2 separate regions of the Mus musculus genome follow, and region 1 is linked to region 2. A link is a loop called in an ENCODE intact Hi-C map of the cell type or tissue named here. Cell type or tissue: left cerebral cortex. All regions are shown on one strand. Each heading gives the region's core, and the rest is flanking DNA. Links, peaks and the distances in the headings are about the cores only.

Region 1 (16,055 bases), core at 6,677-11,676, 61 kb after region 2:
TAAAATTAGAGTCTCTTTTTAGTGACTTCTTTAGGTAGGAAAAACAACTTTATTCTTCACAATACAACCGCCCAGATTTCAGGAAAACTACCCTTCCTACTCCATACTCTTTCATTAACTGCATCAAACGCATTTATATAGTCCCTACTGGGGAAAACTTTCACACCTTGGATAAAAACCACTGGCTCTGATGTTGCTGCTGCACAGAGCTTATACAGCCCAATGTACACTGCAGCTGCACTTCTGTTGCTTTGGAAATAAGTGAAATTCCTGCTTCTAATTCTTCTGTTCATAGGAAGAATAGCTTTGCTTTCTCTCACTTCTCAAAAACCCAGCCTCATCTTATGGGTTCAGAACTGATTTGGGTAGCATGGGAATCAAAAACAACAAGAGACATGTTGTTGAGAAAGAGGTGGCATCTTCTGTTAGGAGGTACTGGCTCTAGAGTGCCTATATGGCAAGTAACTGTCTAAGAAATAGGTGGAAATATGACATGTTCAGGAGAGAGAACTGGGCTATCAAGATAGAGAAGTAAGAAGATATGTATGGTTGTTGTCTTATCAATGAGGCTTCACAGGAAGAATGTATACTTTTATATATAAATTAAAAAGAAAGCTGGAGGGGAAACTCCCAGAAAGACTAGCATTTATGATGTGAGAAGAGGGACCAAAGAAGGTGGACTGAAGTGAGAGAGAGCCAAGAGCTGGAGATGGTTCTTAGAAGTCAGAGAGCAAAGTACACTGATAGTGTCAAATGCAGCAGCCAGGGGTCCAATACGATTAAGGAAGGAAAGGGGTTTCCCAGAGAATGTAGCCAGGGGCTCACTGATGACCTTGGCAGACGAAATTTTAATGAAATCACCTTGAAAAACAAGTCAAATTCAACGCTTCTGAAAAAAACAAGTATGTGAACAAAATTGCTGTACATTGTGAGAGTCTCCTTTTAAAGGATCATAGGACTAAGTGAACCCAAACTCTGCAAAATTTGGGTTCAACACTGCTCAGCCAAGAGCAATCTGTTGGTGTCTCATTCTAATGAACTCAGCATTTCCCAAGTTTTCTTTGACCACAGAACCTTTGTCACCTGACACCTATTAACAACTCTAGACCACTATAGTATGGGACATACTTTGGAAAATGGTACTTTAAAACCAGGCAGGCTTCCATGTTGAAGCAGATATGAACTGAAATCGCAGGTATATGGTTAGTTACTAGTTGGGTGGCCCTGGATAAGGTGCTGCCTTACAAAACATTGGGTTGGAGACTCAGTGGGCAAAAGTACTTGTTGCATAAGCATGAAGAAAGGAGTTCTGACCCCTGGCACACACTTCAAAGCCACACATGGATGTGCACAGCAGTAACTTTAGTGTTGTGGGGAAGAGATAATTGGATCTTTAGGGCTCAGGAGGCATACAGTCTAACAAAAGCAATGAACTCTAGATTCAGTAAGCAATAGTGATGCAAAATATAAAGTGAGGGGGCCCTGCATGATAGATCAGTAGGTAAAGGTACCATGCCATCAGATCTGAGCTTATTCTCCAAAACCCATGTGATGAAAGGACTCCACATGTTCTCTCATCTCTTCATGCATGCCACATACTGTCATGCACACATCCATGAACACACACATGCACACACAATATAATTGTTTTAAATAAGATGGAGCACATGCATGATGGCACATGCCTTTAATCGCAGCACTTGTGAGGCAGAGGTAGGTAGATCTCTACGAGTTCAAGGCCAACCTAGTCTATACACACACACACATTATGTATATGTGGTGCCCCAGAAGACCACAGAGGACATCAGATCCCCTTGGACTAAAATTACAACTATGAGCTGCCACGCGGATGTTAGGAATCAATTCAGGTCCTTTGAAAGAGCAGTCAGTGCTCTCACCACTGAGCCATCTCTCCAGCCCTGGTTAATGATTTTTAAGTGATACCAGTATTGGACTGTTATCTTTCAGTGATCTGAAACAGAAAAGAAACTAGTAATCTTCATCAAAGGGCCAAGATTGAGATAATGGAAGTTAAGATGGGCAGCCATAATCAGTGAATCCTGAAGTATCAGATTACACAATGTGTTTTCCTACTGCTCCTAAGCCTAAGAGGTAGGGTCCCAAGGGCCTGCTTATCTTTGAGGCTCATCATTGTCTCCTCATGGGACAACCTTTCTAGAACTTCAATTATGAGATAAGAAGGAAGCTTCGACATTTGAAGTTTGGAAGGAAGTGACAAGTGGAAAGAGAACCTTGCAGGAGACAACCAATTTGTTCTTTTGTTTTAGTGCCTGGCCTGGTAACTTAGGCTAGCCTGCTGCAGTCTTCCATCTCCTCTGACAGCTCCAGTTAAGTGTGGGCCTTCTGATCTATCTGTTCACTCCTGTCCCTGATTCCCAAGGCTTGCCTTCCTCAGCATGGCCTGTCTGCATGTCTTCTCCTGTACTGTCCCTTCCACCTGGAACACCCACCCACTTGCTGCCACCGCAGTCTCTGTTTCTAGAGCGAAAAGTCTCACCTCCTCCTCCAGATTCTTCTGCAACGAAACCAAATAAGGTACAGATCCTTACCATCCACCCACACGGCCAACAGTGCCGCTCTGTCAGCATCAGCAATGTCATCACACTTATTAAGTTCAGATGTCCAGGTAATCAAAGGACACAAGCATGACCCTTAATAATCAAGTCCTTAAGTCTCTGACAATTTTATAGGAATGGAGGAAGTACAGCTGGCTTTCTATGGTAGTACCCCCAAATTTGTTTAATGCCATAACAGCTCAGTATTAACTACTCAAACATATGAGGAATACTCAGATCACAAAAACTGAGAAATGTAAATTTTAAAAGTCAGATACCATTCTTTGGTCAAACTGGCAAAAAATGTTAATATTCAAAGTCAGTCTAGCATATTCAGGCACTCAAAGCACAAATTCTTCAACAAAGAAATATTCCTAGTTCATCCATTTTATTTGAAGAAAATAAAGATAAGTTTAAAAATAAACAGAAATGAAAATAAATCTTTATCCTCTCCTCCCCCCCCCCAAAAAAAAAATCTGGGTAGGTGACATTAGTGCACGCCTTTAATCCCAGCACTCGGGAAGCAGAGGCAGGCAGATCTCTGAGTTCGGAGGCCAGCCTGGTCTATAGAATGAGCTCCAGGACAGCCAAGGCTACACAGAGAAGCCTTGTCTCAAGAGACAAAACAAAACAAAAAACAATAACAAAAACAGATTTCTATGACAATATTACTAAAACCTTATTCATGACAAAGTAGATAAGGAACAGTCATAATTACTAACCCGGAATAAAGCTTACAAAAACTGAGAAAAAAAAACCTACTCATATCATAATCTTATATATAATACTGTAATAAATCAGTAAACTTAAATACATTTAAATATGTATCATAAAAGAAAGCTTGGTAGATTTGAATGGTTAATATTTTGTTGTTACTAACTTTAGGGGCTGAACTTGGAAAATAGGATGAAATAGACGCACACTGTGATGGTTTGAATGAGATTGCCCCCATCCACAGGCTCATATTTAAACACTAGGCCCCCGACTGACTGGTCGTGCTGTTTGAGGGACATTATAGGACTTTTAGGAGGGGAGCTTTGCTGGAAGAAGTGCACCACTGGCGAAGGGCTTTGTGAGTTTTTAGCCTCTCCCCTATGCCAGCGTGCTCTCTGTTTCCTGTGTGCCCGAGACATGACTGTCAGCTTCCTGCTCCCATCATCATGCCTTCCTCGACTGCTATCTAGCCCTTTGGCACCAAAACATAGGCAAAATAAACTCTTCCTTAAATTGCCTTTGGTTATAGTATCTTATCACAATATAAATGTAATTTATACATGAAGGCATCTGTGGAAAAAAAGGCATTTCTAGCTTGTGAAATAACCACAAGTGATTTGCTAGACATTCTATAGAAGGCAGCATCACACATAAATAGCCCTGATGGTCCAGGACCTGACCCAAAGGTTCTTTTCTCTCTTTTTTTAAGGAAGGCATAACAGCAAATAATAACCCCATAATGTCATGGTGAGTGCCAACTCTAAACAGGCTCTCACACACAGTCTGGAGACTTTCTCCCAACACCTCACACCTGGCTGCATCTTAAAACTCACGGTTGAAAGCTAGCTAGAGGAATTCAGAGAAAATTCCAGGTACAAGAAACACCAAGTGCAAAGTCTCTGAGAATTTTGAGAAAATAAAATATTTCATGTTTTACAAGTATCAACTAATGCTTCCCAAACTTCTTTTTGTTAAGGAACTGGTTTTTTATCCCCAGTGTGATGGCCTGGTAGATTTGGTTTACACCCTGTTCAGTGAGACAGAGCCTGGGTGTGCATGATGTCATGGCAATTCAAACTGCCTCTGAAGGCTTGCTTTCAATTTTGGTACTTATTTCATCAAAGACTAGAAACAAACAGTTTTCAGGCTGTGTTGGTCCATGACTCACACTTCGAACTGTGTAGAGCTGGACCAGAAGGAATTTATTCTATCATGGAGACAATGCGAGCCACTGAAGTATGTTCTTTCCTGATAATCCTTTCTAAAGTCATGGCCTTCCTGGATAATTCACAATGCTAAGAGAAAGACACTATTGTTCTGTCTATTATCTGGATTAGAAAAACAAAGTTCCTTAAAATACTTGTATATCCTCACAATGATATACTGAGAAAAGATTGGCAATTCAAGTAACAAAGAGTTAATTTCCCTAAAACATAAAAAAAGCTCAGTTAATAAGAAAAAATACTCAATAGAAATTAGTCACACAAAATAATTTCTAATTAGTTTTCCTATTTAAGAAAAGTGTTCAATTTTACTAGCAAGAAACATAAATTTAAACAACTAAGAGACTTCCATCTAAAAGAATATCAAAATGCCAAAACATTGACAAATCACCATATTTATTGGTGGGTTAGGAAAGAAAAGCACCTCCTAGCATTCCTAGCAGGGACTTAGCAGCCAGCATGCCCTATGGAAGGCACAGACCCTTTTGTGTGGTCATCAAAGCCACTTACACACATCCTCATGCTGCTCCCTCAGTCAGGGAGGATGGCTGAGGGCTTCTGGGGCAGCAAATATAAGTGTGAGTGGCATGTGTGAGTGAAGGCAGATCTGCACGGCCATTTGCTACAGGCTCATTTAATCCTCATCTTTGCTTTCTCTTTACCATGTGACTGGCAATGTTCTCACTGCTGGCTGTTTCCATCAACCCAGATTACAGAAGACATCTTAAAGCAGACCTCTGTCATTCATATAAGTTACTGAAGAGTAACAATATGGTAATGTATATTGAAATTACAGAAGTGCACACATGCATATGAAATGGCCAGCATAAAAGGTTTCTCATTTCTAGCATGGCTTCTTACTCAAAGGAAACAGCAAGAGCACTAACATGTGCAGTGCTGTCACACGGGGGAATATTATGTATCTGTAACAAATCTTAGAGCTAATAAGTACGAGGATCTCCCAGTAGAGACGCAAAGGTTGGTCTTGTGTGTATACTATTCTGTTGGAACACAGTCTAAGAATGGAATCATGCAAGGGGAAATTTGAGTGCTTGCCAGAAAAGTCCAAGAAAACAAGAGTATTGTGACCTCAGTTTCTTTAAAAACACAGAACTGTTCTTGAAGTGTGCTATTGTGACCCTCCCGGGTAGGGCGGGAGAGGAGTATGTTTCCTTTCGGCTGTTGTTATTCACATTCCTCTATAGAAAAGCATGGTTTTACCATGTGCAGCTTGTCCTTGTGATTGTATTCAGCTTGAACTCATGAGAGCTTTACTCATTCTTTTTAACCCTCAGAGTACAAACTGCCTGAAGCTCTGAATGAAGTTGGCTTCGCCTCAGACTCAGTGCACTTCATTGCACCACACACACAAGGTTCACATTGCCTTTAGAGTGGCAAACACTATACCACCTTTTATATGAAAGAAAAAGTACAATGTATATCTATATTTGATTTTATGCTACATAAAGAGCCACCCATGATAAATAACAAACTAGCAAAAATTAAGTGTCTTCAGCAGAGGGTAAAGGGGCAACACAGGCTGAACTTTGGCAATTTAGGGGGAAAACTCTTGGTTCTGCATGCATTCTGTCTTACAATCTCAACTGCTCTGTCAACAGAGCTCATCCTGAGCATAAACTGACACCTTTAAGCTCTGGTTCATCTTCTCCTTTTGGCCAGCCGTCTCTCTGTGTTAAGGACACTACACTATGGTTTTCCTGTTCAATTAAATGGTGATTGCCCTTAATTTAGGATAAACCATACCCTTTCTCCAGACAACTGCAAGTTTCACTTTTTGGATGATTTTTAATTGGTTTTATTGGGAGGGGTATATTTTGATCAATCATCTCTTTAAAGTCATAACCAATTGTACTCTGACCAACACATTCTTCTTATTGTCACTCTGAGTTTCCCTTTTACAGGGAGATGATTGTACTTTATAGTAGAATTCCAAGACTTTCACTTTAAAAACACTTAAATAAAAAGCGCTGTGACACTGACTCTCTAGGTGCCAGTTTAAATGTTTGCTTTCCTCTTGTCAGACAGTCCAGATTGATAGACTCCCAGTGTGTGACTTCCTGGACGTTATTCATTTTAGATTATAGATACATACAATTATATGAACATATTACAACATGTAAATGAAAATGTGAAAAGCATAACAAATTATCAGCTGACATCTAAGAATATTAATATTAATGATTAAAAAAACATTTTTTAAGACAGACATTGTTAAATATACTCACAATCGCAACACACAGAAGGGTGATAGAGGAAGAGGGTGTAACTAGTCTGGCCCCTGGAGAAAGAACTTGATTCCAGGAACCCAATTGTTTAAAAATTTAAATTTATATTTTGCAAACTGGCTGTAATAGCACATTACATAATCCCAGTATTCTCCCAGGGCTTAAACAGAAAGGTTGAAAGTTTGAGTACATAGGGAACTCCAAGCTAGCAAAGGCTACAATAGTGAGACACTGACTTAAAAACAATCCACAAAGCTGTGTGTGTGTGTGAAGATTAATCAGAATAATTTATCAAGATAAATGATAATAATAGTATACTAAAACTGGTGCACCAACGGGCCTATGAGTCTTAGTGGATTACATTAATAGGTGAAAAGGATACTTTTCTTATACTGGAACACACACTGCACTGTGGAAAGGACGGCGGGAACAAAGTTAGCATCTGCAACTTACCACCACAAGTGGTAGCTCCAGACACACATCACCACTTGTAGGTACAGATCTGAAGAGGAACACGTATCAAGTCTCAGAGGCTCTCACTACAAAAGAAAGGGCTGACAGCGGAGCAACCTGGCTGATACAACTGAACCAAATATGAAGGCCACTGTCAACTATGGCAGGACAGGTTCGTACTTCCCGAGACAGGTACTTCTTTTGTAATTCCTATCAAGTGAGTGTGGCCTGAACCTAACATAAGGACACAGAGTGGGTCCATGCTACAAAAGGAAAGCTTTCATCATTTGAAACTGTGAGGATAACAAAGACTGAGAACTGCTCCGACTGAAGGAGACATAAGAGACTCCAATTAAGGCAGCCATTAGATTCTGGATCAGAAGAGAAAGAGACCTTGTAGGGAGCAGCTGGCAAATCTGCATGGCATCCGAATACGAGAACTATTACTGGTGTTTTCTTGATAGTGTGATTAAGATTACTTAGAGGAGTGGCCTTATTTTTAGGGGAGGACACAGACATTAGGAGTGGCAGACTCTCTTGTCTACAACCCAACTGATTCTTAAAGAGAGTGGCCACAATAGAGGGAGACAACAAGACAGGTGTGAAGGGGGGAGAGAGGCAGCAGCTGATGAAGGGTACAGAGTTATAGGACTGTACAAAAACTTTCCTTGGGTTTCAGGCTAGTCTTTAAAGGGTGCATGTACACATGTGAGCATGCCTGAGTTTTTAATATCTGCCAAGTTTTACACTAGTGACTGCTACCGCCATCATTTAAAAACAACCCTCCTGCCTAAAGACTGCCTGTCTTCAGATGCAGATAAGGACACATTTTGCTAAGGGAAACTTTTAACACTAAAAGGGAAAATAAATTATTTTTGTTCTTATGAGTTTTATGTTAATTTGATGAAAACAAATTTATCTGGAAGGAGACACCCCAACTAGGGAAATGCCTCTATCACAATGTCCACAGGGTATTTTCTTGGTTAATGATAGCCATTGGAAGGCCCAGCTCACTAGGAGCAAAGCTACCCATAGGCCGGTGGTTCTGGGCTGTATGAGGAAGGTAGCTCACCAAGGCATGGGGAGCAGGCCAGTCAGCAGCATTCCCCCATAGCTTCTGCCTGGGGTCCTGCCGTAGGTTCCTGCCCTGTCTTTATTAAATACTATAAACCGTAAGGGAAACAAACCTATTCCTCCCAAGTTGCTTGTGGAACTACATCATCTATTCTTACATTTTTCCCTCTTTCTCTCTCCTTCTCTGTCCCCCTCTCCATCTCTCTTACCCTCACCACCCCATGTGTATTTCTGTGTGTGTGTCATGCGTGTGCAGGTCCATGGAGGCCAAAGGAAGTCAGGCACCTTGCTCCTCTATCACTCTGCCTAATTCTATGACAGGGTTTTTCACAAAGTCTGAAAATGGAATGGTGACCAGCAAGCCCCCATCATCCTCCTGTCTCTACTTCCTTTGACAATACTGGGGCTCCAGGGGCATGCAGCCATGCCCAGCTTTTTACATGGGTGCTAAGAACCAAACCCAGATCTTCACGCTTGCACAGAAAGTACCTGAGCCCACTGAGCCATCTCTCTGGTACCCTCATGGACAGTCTTAATGTGTCCATGTTTGGGGCCTTAAAGCAGGAGCCAAATTTTCCCATAAAAACGTCTGTACCTTATTTCCAGCCCTATAAACTAGCCAATAAAGAATACAACGAATTACCTAAGAGGCCTTGTTCCCTACCTTAACACTGCACCAAAGAAATGGTAGTAGAGAAAATAAGCATTTAACCCTACCTTCAAGCTCCCACCTACTAGGCCTATTTGATTTTCATCAAGCAGCTAAGGCCACCTCCCATCTCTTCAGGCCCTCGCTTAATTGCCATGCATTCCCAGAAGCACGCTGCAAGAAGATGACTAATTACTGACAGCTTCTTCAGCACCATATGTCTCCCAAACTTTTCAAAGAAAAAAACTGTCCCAACCATTATTGGAACAAATTTCCTACCTCCTGCAGTTGGAGTCGGACCTTGGTAACCGCTCGGAACCAGTGTGCTCTGGCCTGGGTAAATGGCGATGATGCGGTCTCCTCAGGAAGACTTGAAACAGAGAAGAGCATTTCTTGTAAACAGCAGAGACAACAAAGTGACAATGCTCAGGCAGGACTGCCATGTCTAAAATAAAACAGTCTGTGCTCATGCCTACACTTGGCTAGTGATTCAGGCCACAAAACAGTGGAGCTCTGAACAATTATTTTGAAAACAATTCCTGTCTAAAATAACAACTCCTTACATCTTTCCACTCCCCCTTCCTTCTCCTTTTCTCATGTACCCACATGAGATAGCTCAGACACTGAGGTGATAAAAGCAGCAGCAGCAGCCAGGGCCTGGGTCAGCATCAAGTGCAGAAGTCACAGATCGAGTGAAGTGAGCATGCACCCCCTCCCTGCTAGAGACCACCAGCCTCCCCTGGGATTTGCATAGCTTCATTAAGAAAAAAGTTTGTTCTGTAAACCCTTTCCTGTTCCACTGTTTTGGAAGACCTTCCAATGCTGAGACTCCATCTAAGGTTGACTAGGGGAGGATAGCCCTTTCATGTCATCACTGTGTACGTTGAGCTGCCTCAGGGACAGCCTGTGTGAAATGAACAGTAAATATAACCAAGTACCTCAGAGGCAGGAACTCTATGTTACAGTAGGCCATCGGCTAGATTTTCAGCTGGAATAGTGCTTAGTACCAGATAATACTTTCCTTCCTCCTTATAGCTTATAGTCAAGGTAGCAGACAAATGTCTACTGCCTGCACATGCAAAAATTATGCCAGGCTCTGTTGGCATCTAATTGTTCCAAAACATTTGTAGGCACTTTTAGCCAAGGTACTCTGGCTAAGAATTTGGCTACCTTTTGGCCTAATGGAGATAAACAAGTACTCATGTGAAGTACTTCACCTCTGTGCCAAAAGCTCAGCCCTGACAACATTGATGTCAGGTTCAAGGTCCATAAAGAAGCAGCTGCTGGTGGACCACAACCCAGTAAGAGCCTGGTCTGGACCTTAGTCTCCTGGGCCTCTCAACTATTAACTGAACTACAACAGATGACTAAAAAACAAGAATGGAGCTAGGCATTAGGAGGTGGGTATTGTAGCACATGCCTATAATCTTAGCAATCAGGGGGTTAAGTTACAAATCTGGAGCCAGCCTGAGCTACAACAGAAGACCATGAAAAGAAGAGAACGTGACTTTTCAATAGTCTTCAGGAAGCTGTATGATTCGTCCAGTCACTGCACTCACTGTCCTGGTCTGAGGTCTGTGATGAGATGTAGATGTCAGAAAGCTAAGCCGTGCTCTTATTTTCCACCCTAGTGGTTTTCAACTGGGCACAGGGCAGGGTTTGTGCTTAGGAATATCTGACAATGTCTAGAGAGCTTTGGTTGTCCCCCTGGTCATGGCTAGTGCCATCTACTGTAGGCCAGAGAGTCTAACAAGTGCCCTAAAATGAACAGTAGTCTTCCATAATGATTATTTGTCCTAAAAATGTCAACAATAGCTGAGTGGACTGCTATGCCCAACCTCTCAGCTGTTTTACACAGGTTAGCTCAATGGTATAGAAGAACACTCAAATTCTATACTAAACTTTATTACACGACCACTTTTAGTTCTTTTTGATGCTATATTTAGAGAGGATCTCACTGTGTAGCTCAGGTTGGTCTTAAGCTCCTGACCCTTCTGCTTCAGCTTCCAGAGTAATGAATTACAGGTGTACACCACACTTGGCCGAAAGATACATTATAAAATGTTCTTCTTATGGATAAAAAAATGCCAAACACACTGTCAAGCCATGTACAGTATAGCAGCTGTATTAAGTCTGGCTAATTCTGTTCTAATTTCCCTCAGACAGGTTAAAATAAAACCAAACATAAATGTTCACAAAAGAAATTAAAGGATCCCTAAGCAAAGGAAACCACTGAAAAAAACCCTGTGGGGCTCAGGCCCAGTTTCAGACTCAGAGATCTGTGTGGTCAAGACTGCATGTTCAAGAACTCCTGGTGTGCCTGTACCTCAGTAACACAAGTCCCTCAAACATCTTGGAAATTAAACAAAAATCAAAGGATGTACCAACTTGACCACTGTTGCTGTACCTGCCCCCCAGCTGCAAGAAAAATAAGTGAAAAGTGTTTGTATTCAATAAGAGATATAACAGGTTGCATGTGAGCTAGCTATCACCTACCTCTCCTGGGGTCCTAGGACATGGTCCTTATGCAGCACCAGATCTGAAGGAGGGTGGATTGTAGCATCATCTCTCATCTCCTTGGATTCACCTGTTTTCTCTTTTTCTGATTCACATGTCACTTCCAAGGCTTTCTCTTGTTCTCCCAAACCAGCCTGGCCATCTTTGGAGAGGCTGCCATAGCTATGACTAGAATGAATGGAGTCCCTCTCCCGACCATCATCATCTTGCTCATGATACTGGTCCAGCTCACTCAGCAGAGAGCTTCCTTGACTCACATTACAGGAGGAGCCATACCTACTACTGCTGGTAGGGCTGCGAGAGTGAAAAGAAAACAAATTAGTAAATAAACACAAACCAAGGACAGGAACACAAATATAGACATACCTGGGAACTAATAATTGCATGGGACAAGAATAATCATACACAGGAGGATCCTAGGAAGCGAGGACAAACATTTCAATCTAGAAAACTTGGTCTAGTCAACCACAAAAGGAAAAAGGACAACATGCTAAGCCTCTGTCACCACTGAACCTCGGGCCTGACTTCAGAAACTATTTTACCTAATTCCTTCCTGTCAGAACAATGAAGAAACTGGCCTTTTGCATATTTACAAACTTCTTTACTCAGTTTCTTCTACAGAAACTTTTCCAGTGGCTGTGATTAAAGTTTTCCAAATTCCACATAGTGAAGAAAATGAGCCTCACCCTTCTACTCTTTAGTAAAGAGAAGTCCGTATTGCTTCCTCTATAGTTACAAATGTGTGTGCCTGTGCCTTAGCAAAGCAGAAAGACATGTTCCTTCAGTCTACAGGGTAAAGTATGGAAGTCACTAGATGAAGACCAGGATTAAGAAATTCTGCAGAGGAATTCCACAGGTTTCAGGAACACAAATGCAATAGTGATACCCTTAGAGGCATGGGAAATATCCCCAAGATATATCTACCCATTGTAGCTGAGTTTCTCTCAGATCAAGGCTCAGTTATGCATAAAGTGAATTAAGTCCAACTCCTCTGGATTGGGATGAAAAGTTATTTCTGTATATGATGTGAGGCCAGTTCAGCCCTCCCTCAGTCACCTGAATTCCCATGCACAGAAAGAAATGTTCCCAGCTGTGAGAGCTAGCAGTTGTAGCAGAGAGGAACTGTGATAGTGGCAGGGAAGGCAGAGTGATAATAGTATCAAGGTACCCCTGGAATCCTGAAGCTCATCTTCTAAAGGATTCAGTTTTATGAACCTGGAAGGAGTTGGTGGTGAGCTATTAATCCTCATTTCCTTTTCTTAATAGCAGGTATCCTTCTGGAAAGCTTTTATGCAAAGAGAGTTGGTTTTGTTTTGTTTTGGCCAAAGTCTAGTCTTTAACTTAAGGTCTTATATTTACCTTTGGACAGATTAAGAGAGAGCATTGTTGTTATCTGAAGAGATAACTCTAAATTACGTGCTATTTTCAGGCTGATTTCTGATTCTTCAGTACATATTAGCAGAACATGTATCAAGTCAATGTCTGAGTAGCTCTAATGTGGTCTCTCTCTCTTCACTATTCTAAGTAGATCTATGTTTGGGCCAGAGGTCAAAGTAGCATTCTTAAACTATCCTGTGTAGTTTCTATAATCAGGGGCAGTAATAACAACCTTTACAGATAGACCTTGTTCAACGCTCCAGATGAAAGAACAGCAGCAAAAGAACTTCAGCTTTGAGTAAAGTATCATGGCAACCCAGCTTATCCTTTGTTATAGCTGTTCAGTCCAGAGCACTGTGAGAGTCTGTATTAGAGACCCTTGAAGAAGTCTTACAAATCCATGTGGAACAGGATGTAGAATACAGATGATCTTAAGTCATTCTTTGCAATTTGTATTTTACTTTACAGCCTCACAGCCACTGGGGAGACATCTTAGAAGACTTGGAAAACCACAGCAAACTACAATTATTCCCATCTACTATACTACAAGTGTCTAAGACCTAAGAAAGCATTCTGATTATATACTTAGAATTAATAGATAGCCCTTAAATACTTGTTGCCTTCTCTTGTCTTCCCTTCTCCAGAACAAACCAGCCTATGTAAATATTCTTTTCTTTATGCTAGATGTTCCTTGTCCACTAAATGAACTCTACTTGACATTAGAAAAGGGAGAGTGTGAAAATACCCATACTTTTGTTTTTGTCATTTAGCCCCTAATTAACATGAAGCTCAGATGCTAGGAAAGACATGGGATGGACTGAAGCAAGCTATGACAATCTACTACTAATCAATTGCATCATAAATGGTCAATTCCTGAAAACCATTTATGATGCCTGAGTGGAGAACCGGCCTTTTGTTGGTTACTGTTTCCTTGGTATCCTCTGGAATGACTAGCTGCCCCACATTCAAAATAGAGCTAGTGCTAGCAGACATCTCTTCTTGCTTTGCTGGCTGAGCACAGTGTTCTTCCTTGTGTTTCTCTGAAGGACGAGCAGATCCAGACAGGTTGCTGTCTTCACCCCAGTGTTCTTCAGGTGCTGAAAATTCCAGCTGCCTTTCCACTTCACCAGACTTTGAAAGCTCCTGAGCACAGTCACTTGGCTTGGCCACCAACTGTTCTGTGGTCCCAGAGGGCAGCGTACAGATGTTAGCTGACTTAGGACTACCACTAGGTACTTGAGAAGACTCTGAAATTTTGTTAGCCTTGCTGATGATAAGGTCCTGATCATCACTAACAACCAAAACCGGAGATGACTTTGCAGGCATCTGCTCTGGGTCTCCTTTATTCTCTTTTGACCATGGAAAAGAAAGATCCAGTTTCTTTCCAAAAACCAGTTTTGGATCATTTCCTAGGATAACTCCTTTCCCCTCACTAGCTCCTTCAAAGAGAGTAGACAACTTCTTAAAGCCTGACATTAAGCCAGTCTCTGCTGCCATGTTACCAGAGGAGCTAGAGGGGTTAAAGATTGAACTCAGTGTTTTCCCATGGTCAGGAGTGGATGGGAAGTGAAGCTTTGGCCAACTAGCCATATTTGGGATCTCAAAACGAGGTCTTGTCTGCTCTGTTTCCTGGGGGGCTACAGGTGGATCTTTTGGGGCATGATGTATACTAGAACTTTCTTTGAGACAAAGCACAGGTTCCTCTTGCAAAGGACAGGAATGATATCCTTGTGTTTCTAGTGTGGTATTCTCACTGGCTCCTGCCTCATCAAACAGTGAAATACTAGTTTCTACAGAAGTAGTTACAAGCCCAAAGTACTCCTGATTTGTGCTGGCCGTCAGAAGCTCTGGCTCTGGCTCTGGCTCTGGCTCTGGCTCTGGCTCTGGCTCTGGCTCTGGCTCTGGCTCTGGCTCTGGCTCTGGCTCTGGCTCGAGTTCAAGAAGTGGTTGGCTTGAAGGGGGAAGCTCTTCAGCAATACAGGCAGGATCTGACTGTAGCTGTGTTGGAAGAAGAATGTGCTCTGCTTCCAGTGAGGCCTCTGTGTCTGTGCCCTGCAAAAGCCCCATGTCTCCTTCATCACTCAAAGATAATATTCCTTGTCCCATATCATCCTCTGAGACAGAAGACGTAGTAGCAAGTACTTCAAAACATGGGGGTTCTGAAATACTTTCAGAAATATTTTTCTCCATTTCAGGTATTAGTTTAGGGTCATCTGTCAATGGATCTGATTCTGACTTTGCATCAACCACAGTTATGCTACAGGCACTGAGAGCAGACTCTGAATTGAGTCCTGCACAGGCAGCTTCTCCAGGCAAGCTTTTTGGAAGAATTGATCCTACAGGGTCTCTGGAAGAACCACTCTGAAAGCATGAAGTACTCACAGATGGTTCTTGCTTATTTGTTTCTGGTTTGGGACTTCTGAAAATTCCAAACAGCTCAGTTTTGAGGGGCTGAGATGATGCAGCAGAGGAAAACGAAAAAAAGGAATTTTTCTTTGGAGATTTAGGAGTAGAAAAAAATCCAGAAAAAGTCTTCGGCTGTTCAATTAAGGACCCAGAAAAGGATTTTACTTTGGTCACAAACCCTGAAATCATTTCTACTTTGGAGCCTAATACTGATCTGTCTTCTAATTTATCTGCATCTTGGTTCTGTAGAAGCCCTGTATGCCCTGGGTCTGGAGAAGCAGGTAAATCCAGGATCTGTGTTGAAAGACTGTCAGAGCCATGTTCCAAAGGCAAGTTCAATAAGCCAGTGGTAAATCTTTCATTTTGGTGTTCAGTACAAACATCTAGATCATTGAGCTTCTCATTCAAACCATTGTCACGAGAAAGAGACTCAGCTGCTGAGTCCCTGGAGGAGGTTTCCTGGTGGAAAACCCCTTCTTCCTGAGGAGCTACCCCCAGGGCTTGTTCCTGAAATTCTGGTAAAAGAGGAGCAACACTGGCTGGCAACTGATTCACCTGAAAATCAAAAGCAGTTGCTCCTTCTGCTCCTCCTTTACTGGAACTCATTTTTTCCTGGGTTTTCTCTATATGGAGCTTGTCTACAAGGGAGGTAGTAAGCTCAGTGGTGCTGTTAGTGGATACACCAGGAGCCATCTGCTCTTCATAAACTACTTGGTGGACTATGCTTTCTTTATGAGCGGTAGAATCTTCCTTTGTCATAACATCTCCTGTGTCTACAGAAACTACTGGCCTCCTACAAGGCTGGGCAGTTACTGGAGCA
Region 2 (16,055 bases), core at 3,994-8,993:
AGAAACCCTTCACCATGGGTAAAGCTGCTTTCTGGGCTGGAAAGGCCCTGCATAGGTACTTGTTATAAAGCTAGAAGGAGAAACCCACACCTGCACACCCACTGTCCTTACATGGCTCCTTAGGCTACAGCTTTGTCTGTCCTATGCCTCCCATAGCTTACCTGCCTCCATGGCTAGAAGCCCTCTACTTGCTTACTATACTGTTTACCAAGAACTTGAAGTTGTGTGGTAAAGGAAAGAAAGAGCTTATGAGGTAGATGGAGTCTGGCAGACCCTTACCCTCCAGTGCATATTTCATGTCTTGAGCAAACAGATGCCACATCACTTCTGCACTGACTTTTCCTACGTTCAACTCCTGAGGAAACCTGAGAGATGGAAAAAAACATGGTAAACATCAAGGCAAGAGCTATTTGGTTTTATTTATCCCAAGGTACCTAGTTCTCACAAGACATAATGAAGAGGAGTTGAGTCCTAGGGAACAGGACTAGACTGAGTCTGGAGAAAAGGGGCCCAGGGACTAATGGGAGAATAAATGACGGAGAGGGGGACCATATTAGCTAAGATGAACCCAAAGGACAGAATGCCCAGAAGGTACAGACAAGGCATTGAATCCCTGAGGAGGGTTGAGGCTGAAGGACAGGCTCAGGATAGATAAGCTGCAGGAGAAAGAGCAGGGGTGGGCCTTAAGAGGCCAGCTTTTTTTCATTGTGGACGGGCACATGCACACACAGTCTCTGGGTCCCCTGGGGCTCCCCTAACAGTTACAGTCCCAGAAGCCTTTCTCTCTGGGGAGGCTATCCCATCCTGTATAGGGCCCCCCCTTATGTTTCCACACCTGTCTCCAGAAACAGTTACCCAGACAGATACAAGGGACAGAGGGACAGATGGACGGACAGTTGGAAGAGGTGGCACTGCAAACATACAGAGATAGGAAAGAGAGAGACTGTTAGATGGACAGACCAATCCCCAACCAGACAGAGCCAAGTAGGGTGATACTCACTGGCTCAGAACAGGTGTGTAGGAATTCTTATCCTCCTCTATGATCGAAACAATGAGTGTGATAAGTTTGGGCCAGAAATCCAAGTTCCGAATGCTGGGCCCTGGTTCCTCTAGAGGTTGTTCCTGCTTCGTGTTCAGGGGAGGGGTGGGGCATGGAGAAAGGGAGCTAGTCACAACAGTACTGAAAAGACTCTTCCTTTTTCTTTTTCCTCTACCATGCCTGCTACTTTAAAGTTAGGGATACTTCCTTTTCTGGCACACGACTTCTAAATGACTGCCTCAGCTCCATAAGAGGGGTGACTACTGGGAGACCCTTCAACCACTGAGAATTGCTATCCTCAGCTCTGGGGCTCTCTTCTGGTATGCTTGGACAATCTAAGAGATATAAAGGCACTTGTGATTCTTCTCTTAGTCACTATGGACATGTGACTCTGGCTGAAATGAGCATCCTCTAGCCTCACTAACACGTCTGTTTCTGTAAGATCCGCCCACCCCCAGGCAACCTTCCTTTTCCAGATGTCCCTGTTTAAATCCACATTTCACACAGCACACACAGACATCCTAATTCTAAGAAGCTCCTTCAAGCTGAGCAGGACAAACCCTGTGTGCAGTTTGACCTAATTTTCAGTGGGGCCAGTCTTCTTTGGATCCCTTGAAGGCTATTGCTGGCTGGAAGAAATGCACCTGGAAAGCTATTTGCCAATCCAAAGAAGATGATTTGCTTAGGAGACAAAGGAATATAACAATGAGTCTCAGGAAAAGAATAGTCACTCATATTCAGATCCCAGGCAAAGACAATTTATGATTACTACAGAGACTGGAATGCACATTCTTTCTCACGGGAGCAGAGGCAAGTGTGGAACTTTTATGTGAATACTACATGTTACTACAGTTTCCAAAATCCCCTAACGAGCCTGAAGTCAGCAGAGACCAGGACTGAATCCATATGTCATTGACTTGACCTTAGTGTCACTTATATGCACCTTTTTCTTTTAGTTTTTCTGCCACTAGCCCAGCAAAGACTCATTCAAAAGACACCCTAGGCCTTTGAACTGCAGTCCACTATATACATCCTCCAGTGAGCTACCAGTGATTTCTCTGTACGGGAATCTCAGAGCTCTTCCATGGTCCTCAGTTAAGTTAGACTCCTTCATTGGACACAATGGTCGTTAGGCTGCTCCCTTCCTCTCCACTCCACATCGTGCCAGTTCTCTTGTGTTGCACTGCATCATGCTTACTCTGGCGCCTGGCAGCTGCTAACAGCTTTGCACACACTATCTCATTTCATCTGCTTGGCGATTCTTGAGCACAAGTTGCTAGTTTCTCACGCTCTGGATGAGGAGACAAAAGCACAGTGAGCTTCTGTGACCTGCCCTCTGTCCTAGAGCTAAGACCTGACCTCACAGCGGGTGAGCTCCGAAGTCTGAGGTTACAAAGACCTGAGTAAAACTGCTCAGGCCTTCTGAGATTAACATGTGCATGAATAATTCTGTGCCTCCAATACTCTATTTCCCTCCCTCTTCCCTTCAGCTCCTTTCTTGATATCAGTTCTAGGCCTTCCTCAAAATCCAGCTAGACTTTCTGCAAAGTTGTCTCTGGCACTCCTGGCTTGGTTAGATGACCCCCCCCCCCAGGCTCCCAGAACAGTCTATGAATTTCTGGTATTAGCATATCAGATATCTAAAACTATAATAAAATATAATAAAACAACAAAAATAACGACAAATGCAGTAATTTGCCCTCATTTCTACCAAACCAGAATCTCTCCCAAGGCTGTGTAAAACTGTGTTTCACTTGACTTTGCGTTCTAATTCTCCATGTGTTCAATGAATAGGTGGGCAAATGAGCTCTGCCTGAGGACTCGTAGAGGAAATAAGAACTAATGGAAAAATAGGAGTTTTTGTTTGTTGATATGCAACTGAACAGAAACTCCACGAGTTTACTCGAGTGCATACATTGTCTCATGGAAATAAGATTCAGAGAAAGTAGAAAAGTAGATAGAAAATAAAGAGACTAAAGCCAAGTCCCTGGAGCATTTGCAGCCTTGTTCAGAGCTTTGTTCATTATTATGCTGGAGCAGAGAGATCAAATATTAAAACATCTGCATGGTTGAAAGATTAGAGCTGAGAACAGTATCTTTCACTAGCCAAAGAGAATACATAAATGAGTGATAGAGAAACCCAGAATATACCACAAGCTAAACAAAGGCCCCAGAAAAACCTCCCATGGAGACCAGAACCAGTGGAAGGTTTATAAAACCTTTAAATGCGGAAGCCTAAGTATATGGCTGGCATAAAAAGAACATTTAGAATGAGAGAAGGCAGCATGAAGAAAAGATCTTAGACTAGTGGTTCTCAACTTTCCTAACACTATATTAGACCCTTTAATATAGTTCCTCATGTGTGATGACCCCAACCATAGAATTATTTTCATTGCTACTTCATAATTGTAATTTTGCTCTTATTAACCATAATGTTAATATTTGTGCTTTCTGGTGATCTTAGAGGACTCCTATGAAAAGGTTGTCTACCTCCAAAAGAGTCATGACCCACAGGTTGAGAACCACTGTCTTAGATCTTTACTAAGGTCCTCCAAGGAAGCATTACAGCTTGGATATATTCACTAAAAGATGGGTGTTCAATAGATTTCCATCATTTTGGTCCTATTGCCTTATCACCCTTCTTTTATGTTCCCATTGTTGAACCAAGAATGAATTCTTCCTCCTTGGAATCTCTTCACTCTTATGCCTTTCTCAAAATACTTTTAAAAGCCCACACTGGGTGAATATACATGCATGTGTGTGTGAGACTGGGGAGTCCTTCAGGGAGCACTTAAGACTTCTCTCAGACCTGGCTTGGAACATTTTATATACATATACATTCATACATACAGATATACATACACACATATGTATACTTGTTGGATTGTGTGTGTTTGCTGCACTAAAGGAAAGTGAATCTGCAAAAGCATAAGTTAGCAAGACATAGCTGTAATTGAGTTATTGGAACTAAAAAGAAGTCCTGCCGGTCAGTGGTAACGCACACCTTAAATCCCAGTACTTGGGAGGCAGAGGCAGGAGGATTTCTGAGTTCGAGGCCAGCCTGGTCTACAGAGTGAGTTCCAAGACAGTCAGGGCTACACAGAGAAACCCTGTCTCAAAAAAACCAAAAAAAAAAAAAAAAAAAGTCCTGGCTTTTAAATGGTTGGCAGAAGAGTTATATAGTTGGAAGAATCCAGATAGATGGGACTGGAGAAGTGGCTCAGCCAGTAAAGATATCTTTCACCAAGTCTGATGACCTGAGTTCAATCCCTGAGACTAACATTCTAAAAAGAGAGAACCAATTCCTACAGGTATTCTTTCTCCTCCATGTATGTATGTGCACACACATCCATAAACCACAACATAATCAAACAAATGTAATCATTTGTTTAAAGAAAAATGAACTAAGTTTCCAAGCATTGAGTTAGAATCTAACCTAGAACAGATAAAGTAGCTCAGATTCACAGACAGCTAGGCTCAGCCTCGAGAGTCGATCAGTGAATACGACTGATTTTGGTCTCAGAAGACCATGAACTGAAGAATGAGTCACCACAGGGAAAAGTTAAAACTTCATGCCAGGAGCTCAAAGCCAAATATAGTCTCAGGGGAAGGCAGTGCAGAACTTACATGGTCCAAACACATCTGATCAAAATTAACCTTGAGATAGTAAAGGTAAAAGAAAGAGGCTGGGATGGCCTGAGAATTCCACACAAATCGAACCACCAAACTGCTCAAAGCAAAATTTATCACAGCCATTTTCTGTTCAGGTCAAATATGCATGTGTTGTTTTATAGAAAAGCCTTTTGTCAAAGTCAACTGCTTGCTCATCCTGGAGAACATCAAGGACTTTGTTTTGAGCTCCTTTCCACCATGAATTTCGAGTAAAGGAAAACTGAGGCTCCCAAGAGCTGCTGTCAGCTGGCCTCACTAACGCCAAACCTCTTACCAGCTGATACTGGTGACTGTAGAGGTCATGGCAGTTGTTGAAGATGTATTCATATGTAGAGTTCAAGCAGGCTTTCACACAGTCCTTTACCACCTGGCTGGCTCTTGGAGGGCTCTGAAGTTCTTGCACCTGCCAGTTAACAGAAGAAATATGGGTGGGGGTTCTGCGCACCTAGGTGAGATATCCACCCATCATCCCTGCAAATCTACTCCAGATTCATTTCACTTTTCCAAGTCCTCAAACTTGCCCAGTGTTATGGTTTGAATGAAAAATGTCTCCCATAGGTTCATGTTTTAAGAATTTAGAGGTACTGTTTGGAGAGGCTGTAGAACCTCTGGGACATGGTGTTAAGTTATCACAGATCACTAGGAGCAGGCCTTTGAGGGTTAGTGTGCCCCAGCTCCCTGTTCTACTCTCTGCTTCCTGATCCACCAAGATGTGAGAAGTAAAAGAAGCCAGTCCCCCCCTGTCCTGGACTAAGCCCCTTTGCTGTTCATTCCCTCCGTGCCACAATGAACTATATCCCGAGAACTGGGATCTAAAGGAAACCTCCTGCCCTTTGAGTTGTGGCTGTAGGGTATCCTGTCACAGTGATGAGAAAACTCATGAACACTGGCAGCAGGTTAGCGGCTGAGGAGAACTTCTAGGCCTTCCTCACTGATCTACGGATTACATATCTCCTAGAAGTAACCCAGGGGACAGCTATGTTTGGAAATGGAAACTGTTGCCTCAGACTGTCCAACGACTCTTACTCTCCAGGTGTCTATGACCAAGTCCAGCACTGACCAGCTCTGTCCACCTTTACCTTCATCCTGAAGAAAGTAATGCTGGTCAGCAAATCCACTGTAGACTTTAAATCCTGAAGCCGCTCAGGGCTCCCAGCAGGAAAGTTATTCTGTTACAAATCAAACAAATGTGAAGAAAGGAACAGAACACAAAACCTTCACTGCCAAAAGTAATGAAACCAAAATTTCCCTAGCTGCTGCCCACTGGGATTTTCTGTCGCCGAGCCACCTATATTACTGGGTTCATTTTTTAGTACCTACTGAACCAGGCAGGTCCTTACCTACTACCAAGATGAGTACTTCACATCTCAGAAAGCCATACTTCTTCCCCGAACCTGCCTCCCATGAATGTGTGAGCATTTATTCAGATAAACATAGATACAGTCAGTCCCTGCCATGCACTCTCTCTCTACCTCTGTCCCTCCTTAAATGAAGCTTCTTACACACAGTAAGTACTTCAGAAGCTAGAATCTAACTGTATATCATGGATACAGATGAAGACACACTATAGACCACATAGATCCAGAACTGTACTTTCAGTCAACGCTGCTCTTCTATGCTCTGGAGCCAGCAGATGGCAGAGTTCTGAGCACAATCTCTGAAGTGAATTCCGTAAGACTTCCCTGCATGTCATAAATTATTCTCTTTGACATAAATTTTAGGAGGAAGCTGCTGTGGAGAGATGAAGGGAAAGTCTGAGCTATTCTCCACTCCATCAGTTTTAAGCCTACAGATGGCTACTGGTGCCAAAAATAATATGTAGTTATTCCTCCATTATTCACAAATGGAGGATAAGTAAACAAAGCCTCACTTTGTTAATTTGGAGGCTGCTCTAAGGTGTGTGGATTGCCTGCTCTGGAGAGGAGTGACACTTTAAGTGACAAAGGCCATGTAAGATCTAACTTAGAAGAGGCTGAGAAGCTGACCACTGTTTCATCCTGAGCCATCCCAGGTACCCACACTCCTACATCCATTTCCTCCTGTACCAGAAAAAGATAGAACACCTAACACACTGTACTTGTTCAAGACAGTCTACTCTTTGTTCCACTAGCCAAAGATCATACCTCTCTTGGGAACTGAGGAGAGAGAGAGAGAGATAGACAGAGAGAGAGAGAGAGAGACAGACAGACAGACAGACAGACAGACAGACAGAGAAGAGGGGGGAGGGAGGGAGGAGGGAGGAAGGGAGGGAGGGAGGGAGGGAGATGAATATGGCTAAGTAATATTTGTAAGGGAAGTTCTGGCAAAACCTATGTTATTATGAAGTTGGATCGGATGATAAGAAGGAGTTGGAAAGCCACCTGCCCACTAAAAGCAGCTGTACCCGCTACTTGTACACTGCAGTGAGATCAGAAGAACCACGGGTGTCAATGGCATTGCCCATCCGAGTGGGTATAAAGACACAGAGCAGTTCCCGTGCCTTTCATCTTACTGCTAAGCTGTGCCCACGTCCTCCAGATTGAGTTTGAGGTTACTCATTACTTTTCCCACATCATGTCTTCACTTACCCTGTATGTAGAGAGGTCTATCCTCAGTGAGTTGTGTAGCTGGTCCAGCAGTTTTACAAATCTTTCTTTCTGAGGGTGAGAAAGAAATAATAGAAAGAAAGAGAAGCAATCTGTTTCTGAGCCCCCTCGATTACAGTAGAAACAGAACTACTACAGACAAATCAATATAAAGGAAAATAGATGAGGTGAACCCTGTTAAAATCTTTTAGCAGCACTGTCTTGAACCAGGAACCCTTTCATACTGGCATGTCTCTGGGGGAAAGCAATCTCCTTCTAAATGCATGATGTGACCAGTGATTGCATCTCTCTCTCTCATCTTAGTCAGCAAAAGGAAATCCAAACACTTTCTCCAACCTGTTACTTGGGGCAATTTTTTTTTTTTTTTTTGAGCTTTAAGTAAAACATTTATTGATGGTCAGAAGCTTTAATCGTCTGCACAGATTCTTCATGCCCTATCTAAAAGATGATCAACCCCCCAAGGCACTAGAGAGCATAGTAAGAAATAAGTGACATGACTCAAGAAAGCTGGGAGACAGGTGTCCCTGAGCACTGACTGCCCTGTGAGTCCGAGGCCCCACCTACAGAGCAGGTCCAGTGAACAAAGGATGTAGGGCTAGGAGGGACCTCATCCTGAGAGCCTTGTAATGCTTTGCTCTTCCCAACCCTAGCAGCAGAGTCTGGGGAGGCCTAAGGTGAGGGTCATCTAGCTGAGTTATCCTAGGTCTGACAAGCCCAAAATGGCTCACAAGGAAGAGAGGTCTGGAACTGTCAGGGTTAGGTGATGTGGGACTGAGAGGCTGCAGAGGCCAAGTATGGTCTTCAAAAGTTGCTTAGAGCCATAGCCCTCAATGTCCCTCAGGAGCCTGTCTAGCTTCCTTTCAGGTAGTAAGTACCTTGGAAGGGCTGGGGACAGACAGCCCACAACCAAACCCTTAAATGAGCAGCTGTTAGCACAAAGTGGGGCTGGGGAGCCAGGCACACACATGGACAGGAGCAGTGCACACACATAACACCTGCTTCCAGCTACCTACATTTTGCCATCATGGCCTCAATCAAAGACACTTCCAAGCTCTGAAGCTCTGTCCCCTAAGGACACTTTCCCTGCATATACTAAAATATTCTGGGTCTTTCTCATTACATCACAGGCCCTTGCCTTTCCCCCAAGCCCCACTCTCCCACATCTGCATTCAGCAAAGTAAGTCCGTGTCCAGTCAAAGTCTCTCTAGCTTGGGGCCTGTGGGGAGGGGATGGATAGAGACTGGGCCTCTACCTCTTCTCTGTCACCCTGGTGCCAAGGAGCCTCTTGGGTTTCTCTGTGTAGCCCTGGATGCCCTAGAACTCATTCTATAAACCTCGAAGAGCTGGGATCAAAGCTGTGCACCACTACTACCCTGCTGTTCTGGGGCATTCTTAACAGCTTTATAGCCAGAGTCTAGCAGTGATAATGGGAGAAAAAATAGTGATGCATTTGAAAAATGGTCAGAAAGACACAAGAAGTCTATCTTTAACCAAGTTCCCTGTACTTTTTCTTAGTGTATATTTTAATATTAAAATATATAAATATATACTAATTTAATAGTTTTCAAAGAAAAAGTATCATTAAATATGGAATCACATGCCTGTAGGCTGTTAGCACATTTCCAGAATTCATTACATTGCATACATTAATAGATACTGATTAAATAAATACATAATGGGACTTGATTGGATTAATCAATTACATTAACACATCCACAGAAAAACTCTATTAACAACAAAACCATTATGAGTTCCAAAAATCAGGGATCACAGATACACAGACTGTGAGGATTACATAAGATTACTGATGTAATTTTATGCCTACAGAAAAAAACTTTCATGAGGGGTCATTTCATCCTGTTTATCCTGAATTTATGTCAGGTAACATTCTGAGTAATGACTATAAGCATTGTGATTCAATTGTGGTGGGCCCACAGCACAGTGTCTTCTAAAGCATAGCAGAGTCTGAGGATAGTCTGTTAGTCATCTCATCTAGAAGGAAAAAGGCTGTCTTTCAAGGTAGCAACTATCTGAGAATTAGGCACATCAGCCAACTCTACACAACTGGCCAGAAAACAACAAACCATCAACTGACAGCATTTGGATACACGTATTTCATCACACTCACACCAAAGTTGGAGGCTGCAAAACGATCAGATGCAGAGACGTTAGTGGAGGCAGTTGTGTGAGCATAATAGGCATTGATGTTGGCCAGTAAGGTGCTCATCACGGCTGGTACACCAGGACACATGTACTTGGATGACAAACATGCAAAGTGCCTGAAAAACAGAATCCTCATTCTCAAAGACTCTTCACAGACTGTAGCAGTAGCCAAGTAGGAACCCAATTAAAGTTTATGGAAGTGCAGCCAGGTCAGCTAACTAACTCCCTCTGCTTATGCAGAATGGAGTCCTGTGTGCATTGCTATGGCAACATCACCAATTGACACTTCTCCCAGTAGGCAAGAATTTCTTTTATAGGAGTGCTGGTAGATTCCATAGAGAAATATTTTCCCTACAGTTTAGTGAACTTGCTGACTCTCAGGGTAATCTAGGTCAGCTTGTTAGTTATGCACATAGGTACATAGGCAAAAACATGTTGTATATGCTTAGGTCTGTGATGTCTGGTCCTGTGTCTTTGTATATCTACTTATCCCTTTTTCCTTTCCTAACCATGATCTTGATGGGTAAGGAGGCATTCCTGAGATGCTGGCAATATAGTCCTTTTCTAATGTATGCTTCTTTGCCTTGGGGCATAGACACTCTACCTAGCTCAAAGAGAAAAAGTATGAAATCATTGCACTTCATGGCTACTAAGCACCTGTCTACTATGTCCTGTGCCTTTGTTACCCACCCAAAGTATTAGTAGCTACTTCCCAGGACCCCAGGGAGCCTCACGTCATGGCCTGATAAATGGACTCGATGCCATAGCGCATAGCGAATTCATCCACAATTTCTTGGGCTGTCTCATCAAAGTACACCTTCCATGCATCGTCCCCCCGAGCCTCTGGGATCCAGACTCCTCCACTGCCCTGAATGTCTGTGAGGTAATGGAAAAGGTTCTGCAGAACACAGAGCAGAGAGAAAGGTGGGTTACAAGCACATCATAACTGAAAATTGCAGTAGAAAATTTTCTGTCATGTCACTGCTCAGTTCTTCCAGGGAAAGAAAAGAATGGTCTGGTCCCTCAGAGTACCCAGAATAGCACAGTGAGCCAAGAATAAACAAAACAAATGGTCCTAGATCTCCAGACACTTGCCATCCTTACTTACGGTCAGCAGCCCACCCCTGCTTTCCAACCCTCCACTCACAAAGTGTTGCTCACCTCATGGAGACATGTATATTGTACATGGTATGGGGCTACCTTCTCCTCCCCCTTGATCTCCACACTGATTTGAAGTCGGATAGCCCCTGAGACAGCTGACTTGTCTGTTCTCTTCTCTACAAAGGAAAAGAGACTTGGGATTCAGAGCAATGCAACTATCTACAGATGGTTAATCCAAGGGGGGAAATGGCACCAAGCCAAGTGGCCACATATTCTCCAAACAACCCTGAACTAAGTGGGAGGACAGGAGTGGTCAGGGCCTTACAGGGATAAGGGGTTAGGATGGAGACTAGAAGATCTGAAACTTGAGGGATGTCCAAGCTAGAATGTGTTTTAGCCATTGCCATTCTGTTTTCCACCCCACCAATTTCAGCACTAAAGGCAAGACAGGTCTGTACAGGGATATGTGATCTGAAGGTTGGTAATTTAGCAGATTTCTAGATAGCTCCGGATGGTCTCCAATCACAGTAACACTTTATGGTTCAGTTTCCTCACCCAGATTGTACCAGACATCCATCTCTCCACTCAGCGTTCGAACTTCAATGATAGTTTGGCCAAGGAAATCATCTGACTCTCGCTTTAGCCGCTGCTTTACTCTGGACTTGATGTCATCATCCTCATCCCACACGCGTACCTTAATTCGATCAGAAGAGTTGTGGCACTCACTGTGGAAGAGGCGCGTGGAAGATTAGGTTAGGCAGACAGACCTAGCAGCATCACTAGCACCGCCAATGTCCACCCCAAAGGGCCACCAAGGGGCTACCAATTCCAAGTGAATTAAGGCTTTCAGTCCTTAGGGACGGGAAGGAAGTGAGTGGTTATGGTACATTCTGGCTTCTCATGCAGCTAACTATATCAGCAATTCCCACTGAACGATACTCCAGGGCTCCAGAAAGAACTGCCAGTTCCCTCCCCAGAGTCCTAGACATGAACCCATAAGGTGCTACATGACTGGTAGGTCATATCTGCTTAGATTTCTAACTTCCTCATGTACCTAACTCTGTGCTTACGAACTTCTATCCTTCTTTACTGAATGGCTCTCTCTTCTGTGGTGTTTTTGCTTTGGGGAAGGGAAGAAGGTCTCCCATCTTGCTCTCCTCCCCAGCGGTTGTTTTCTGGACCTTGGTCCCTCGCCCTGAATCAGTACTAAGCAGATTGTGCTTCTTGTTCCCCTGTTCCTATGTGTTCCCACATCCAAGACATTTCCACTAAGATGCTACACACAACGACCCTTCTCCTGGAAACAATAGGTAAGTCAACCATGAGCTGCTGGAGGACAGACACTGACTGTCACTCATTCCTGGGTGAACAGCACCTGGGTGAACAGCACCTGGTCAAGCCTCTTGCAGAGGATAGGAACTGAGTGAATTGTTCATCCATAATGATAAGAGATGATGATCATAACCACTTCATTTACAAATGGTCATATGAAAGCCGTCACCAGGAACTATTCAGATTCTCAGACAAATGGGTGCTTCCCTCATTAACTGCTACCTGGACTGGAGAGTAATTTTACTGTACCCCAATCCTTTTCCATGTGAGTGCCCGGGGAGTCAACAGAACCTGTTCTCTATTACAGCCATTCTGCTCAGCAGATTCAGAGCCAAAGTCTTGATCTTACACCTTGGGAGTAGGGATGTGAGACAAAGCCATCTGGCAACTCCAGACTTTCATCCAAGTTCTAGGCGTTAGTGAAACAGCCAAAAGAAAGAAAGGCGAGGAAAAGGAAATGGAGGAATATGCTGGGACAGGAAAAAAAAGAAAAACACTTCCAGACCCAAGATTTCCATCTTCAAGCCATAATTATCCAATTATAGGCCAAGAGCATTCTTGTCTCAATCCTGAGAAATTCTAAAACTTGCAAGGCAGGCTAGGAAGCCTGCATGGTGGTAGGGAGATCTTTTCCAATGCTAGAAAAAGCACTGGCCATAAACGGACCTCATTAATACAGTATCTGGGTAAATTACTGTAAGAAGAAACCCAAAGAAAGTATGCCTGTTGCCCAGTGAAGCATGTGAGAATCTCCAATCTTTGTTCAGTATCAAGTGGGTTGTAATACCACTGCTAAAATATGCATATTTCTAGAAAGGTCAGTCAGGTGTGCCCACCCCCCTGTGACTTACAAATGGAACTTCTCTTCCCAAACAGGATTCAAATTTCCAAAAATGGTCTTGGTGCGCTTCTTGGTTTTCCCAACTTGCACAGTCACATAAGGGTCACTGGATCCTGTCTTGTCTTTGGCTTGTAGGCCCTGGGCACAAACCACTGCAGCCCAAGCATAAATCAAAAGGTTTAGGGCACATGTCAGAGTTAAATCAGAAGCCCCCATGGGGCTAATCACAGCCTCTGCCACTTAAAGATGTCTTCCTATGCATGCGCAGCAAACCTAACCTCACGTCTCTGTATCTACCCTTAGCTCCAGGCTACCAGCCTCTTCCTCAAAGCTTAGCCCAAGAATCCCATCCCTGTCACCTTTCTGACTCATAACTGCATCACTGACCCTCTAATGTGCACATGCTTCGGCCCCACACATTTTACCCACAAGCCACTGGTGACTGATTCCTGGTCTCCTCCCACCCCCAGCTTTTAACTGAGTGTACACTATCAGGCTGTTAGGATGTCCCTGTATTATGGTTCATATTGTTTGCAAGTACTTGCCTCTTGTAGCACCTAGTCTAAATGAGGACGGGTGAAGAATGACAGGAGTCCTCTTTCTCTCAGTTGCAGCTTCTCTCTCAACCCCTTGACATGCTTCCTCTCAAGCTCTGCCCGCTGCCCAGGTCTCCCTAAGCTCTCACACCTTAGCTTCCTTACCCGTGATGGTAATTTTGGCTGACCACTTGGAGGTGCCATCCAGGACACTCTGCTTTACTGTTTTCATCTGCTGCACATGCGCAACTTTGCTCACTGTGAACACATCCCGGATAACCTCAAAGATCTCTGGTTTATTCCGTTCTCGGATCTTCATACGGTCCTTCATGGCCATGATAATGTTCTGAGTTCGGTCCTCAGCTCCATGCTTAGAGCTCTTTTCAGCAGCCCCTAAAGGATGGCCCAGAAAGTAGAACTAAGCAATAGCTCACCTCCTAGACCAAGGTCAAGCTGAGGCAGAGTGTCGGGGAAGAAGCATGGACAATGGGAGAAGCTTAAGGATACTATGATCTCTCTGTGGGGCCACGGCCAGCCCAGAGGAGTTGAGAGTGCAATTTGAAGGGCAGCAAACTCTTGGTAGTGATGGTGGGAGTTCATTATGCTATTTTGTTTAGAGAAATGTTGGAAGAGGTTCCATCGAGTCTCTAAAGTCAAATATCACCAAAGGGTGTCTCCAATATCATGAAGCAATGGTGGGTGGCCATGACAATACAGCTAATCTTATCTGCCAAGCATGACACAAATCCCAGAAGTGCTTCAGAACACAACTGGGTTCTGCTTCATGGTCCTAGTGCTTTTAATCTCAGCAAATAGTGTAGTATTATTTAAAAATATATATAATCTTTGGTGTCAGACCTGGGTTTAAATCTTATATCCACCACTCCTAGCTTTGTGAACCACTTTTTCTCTATGAGGAAACACAAATTCTTATCTCTAGGGATTTTTCTTTTTCTTCTCTCCCCTCCCCCTGCCTTCCCGATTGTTTTTTTGGGTTGTTTGTTTGTTTGTTTGTTTGTTTTGTTTTTGAGATAGGGTCACTCTATGTCACTATGTAGCCTTAATTGTCTTAGAACTCTCTATGTAGACCAGGCTGGCCTTGGATCCACAGAGATCTGCCTGCCTCTGTCTCCCAAGTGCTGAGTTTAAGGGCATGTGACACCATACCTAGCAGGATTATAATACACATTCTTTCAACATAAGCAATGGTGCATACTATTCAAACTGGTGTTCTGGAATCAAATGAATCCTGCAAGGGACCCTAGCTCCATAGAAGGTGTACTGGCTGGTTTTGTGTGTCAACTTGACACAGGCTGAAGTTATCACAGAGAAACGAGCTTCAGTTGAGGAAATGCCTCCATGAGATCCAACTGTAAGGCATTTTCTCAATTAGTCATCAAGGAGGGAGGGCCCATTGTGGGTGGTGTAATTCCTGGGCTGGTAGTCCTGGGTTCTTTAAGAAAGCAGGCTGAGCAAGCCAGGGGAAGCAAGCCAGTAAAGAACATCTCTCCATAGCCTCTGCATCAGCTCCTGCTTTCTGACCTGCTTGAGTTCCGGTCCTGACTTCCTTTGGTGATGTACAGCAACGTGGAAGTGTAAGCTGAATAAACCCTTTCCTCCCAACTTGCTTCTTGGTCATGATGTTTTATCCAGGAATAGAAACCCTGACTAAGATGGAAGGCTATAGAAAGTTCAAAGGATTTTCCCTAAAGGAGTTGAAGAGAGTGCTGTAAGACCCACTGTTTGGAAAAGCAGTAACTCTGGATTCAGCACCTTATTTTTCTGAGTAGATCCCTTGGGACAGAGCAGAGCAGAGCAGAGTAATGAGAAGTCCGACATGACTGCTCTTTGCTCACTGTTTTAGAAAGGCCCTGCTGCCCGTTCCCCATCCCTCATCCCATGGGCACTCACGCTGTAGGCAGTCAGCATTGAGCAGGTCCTGGCACTTCTCATGGCACTTGACTCCACACTCGCTGCAGCGCATGCCTTGCCGGGCAAGGCCCCAGAGCAAGCCTTCACACTCATAGCAATAGGTAGGTGTAGTGGCAGACCAGACCTCAAAGTTGTGGGGCGTGGTACACGAGATGGGGTAGATTAAGGCCTGCAGAGTTTTCTTATACACATGAGATTTCTGAAAGACACACACCCCATCACAGACCAACAACTATATGACTGTATTAGGAAGAACTGAGACACTATGGGACAGTCAGATCGATGGTTTCTTCTTTGGTAGTAGATAACACATCCTAGCCTGGACCAACCCAGAGCCCAGCCTGGCACAGAAAAGGCCACACTAGAATGTGCTTCTAGTCATCTATTGTGTGCCCATTGTTGAGTCTGAGCATTCAATCACTCTAAGGAAGCAAGGGGTAATGGGCTCACTATAAACCCCAAGTTCAGTGGTCATATGGTTCAATACTCCAATATGGACTCTTATTTCTCCAAATGTAAAAACTGAGACCAGACTATCTTGGCAACTATATGCCAGAATTTAAAAATTCATAGTTAGTATGGCTACAGAGATGACCAATCCTGAGGCCAGCAGACTCACAAATGCCCATGAGTCACTTACCAGTTCTTCATCCTTGAGAGAGGTACGTGTAGCCATAGCAGATGTAATCCCAGCTTTCCGTGACTGGACCAGTGACTGTGAGAAAGAGTTGCCTGTCAACATTGGCTGCCACAAAAGACTGGCAGGGTCCTGGGAAGGCAACTTCAGTTTCCAAAGCCACTTGACTACAACTGACACCATTCTATTTTTGCTGTCACTAGACTCTACCCCTGGG

What was found. A loop is a pair of places that touch in the nucleus more often than their neighbours do. Peaks named below come from ENCODE experiments on the same cell type or tissue, not always from the same donor. Only the 100,000 strongest peaks of a DNase experiment are listed, where the experiment ranks them.
Region 1: it touches region 2 in a loop (5-fold over the local background); 1 of 42 quality-filtered maps calls a loop at or near these places.

Annotation. Positions count from the first base shown.
Region 1 is chr4:43,176,019-43,192,073 of GRCm38, reverse strand. It overlaps Unc13b (unc-13 homolog B), which reads right to left. Exons shown (of 40, transcript NM_001384106.1): 9 at 13,740-16,055; 10 at 11,432-11,746; 11 at 9,215-9,305. Among named protein-coding and RNA genes, the nearest start is that of Gm25010, 17 kb to the left of the region's middle. In left cerebral cortex, for the core only: no CTCF peak of the experiment used is centred there; DNase peaks (open chromatin) are centred at 9,173 and 9,362; H3K27ac peaks cover 1,444 bases.
Region 2 is chr4:43,234,527-43,250,581 of GRCm38, reverse strand. It overlaps Unc13b (unc-13 homolog B), which reads right to left. Exons shown (of 40, transcript NM_001384106.1): 14 at 15,842-15,916; 15 at 15,181-15,400; 16 at 13,435-13,662; 17 at 12,744-12,885; 18 at 11,116-11,285; 19 at 10,621-10,736; 20 at 10,194-10,357; 21 at 9,425-9,575; 22 at 7,279-7,347; 23 at 5,791-5,880; 24 at 4,986-5,114; 25 at 1,001-1,125; 26 at 280-365. Among named protein-coding and RNA genes, the nearest start is that of Atp8b5, 25 kb to the left of the region's middle. In left cerebral cortex, for the core only: a CTCF peak has its summit at 6,333 (motif pointing right); a DNase peak (open chromatin) is centred at 6,339.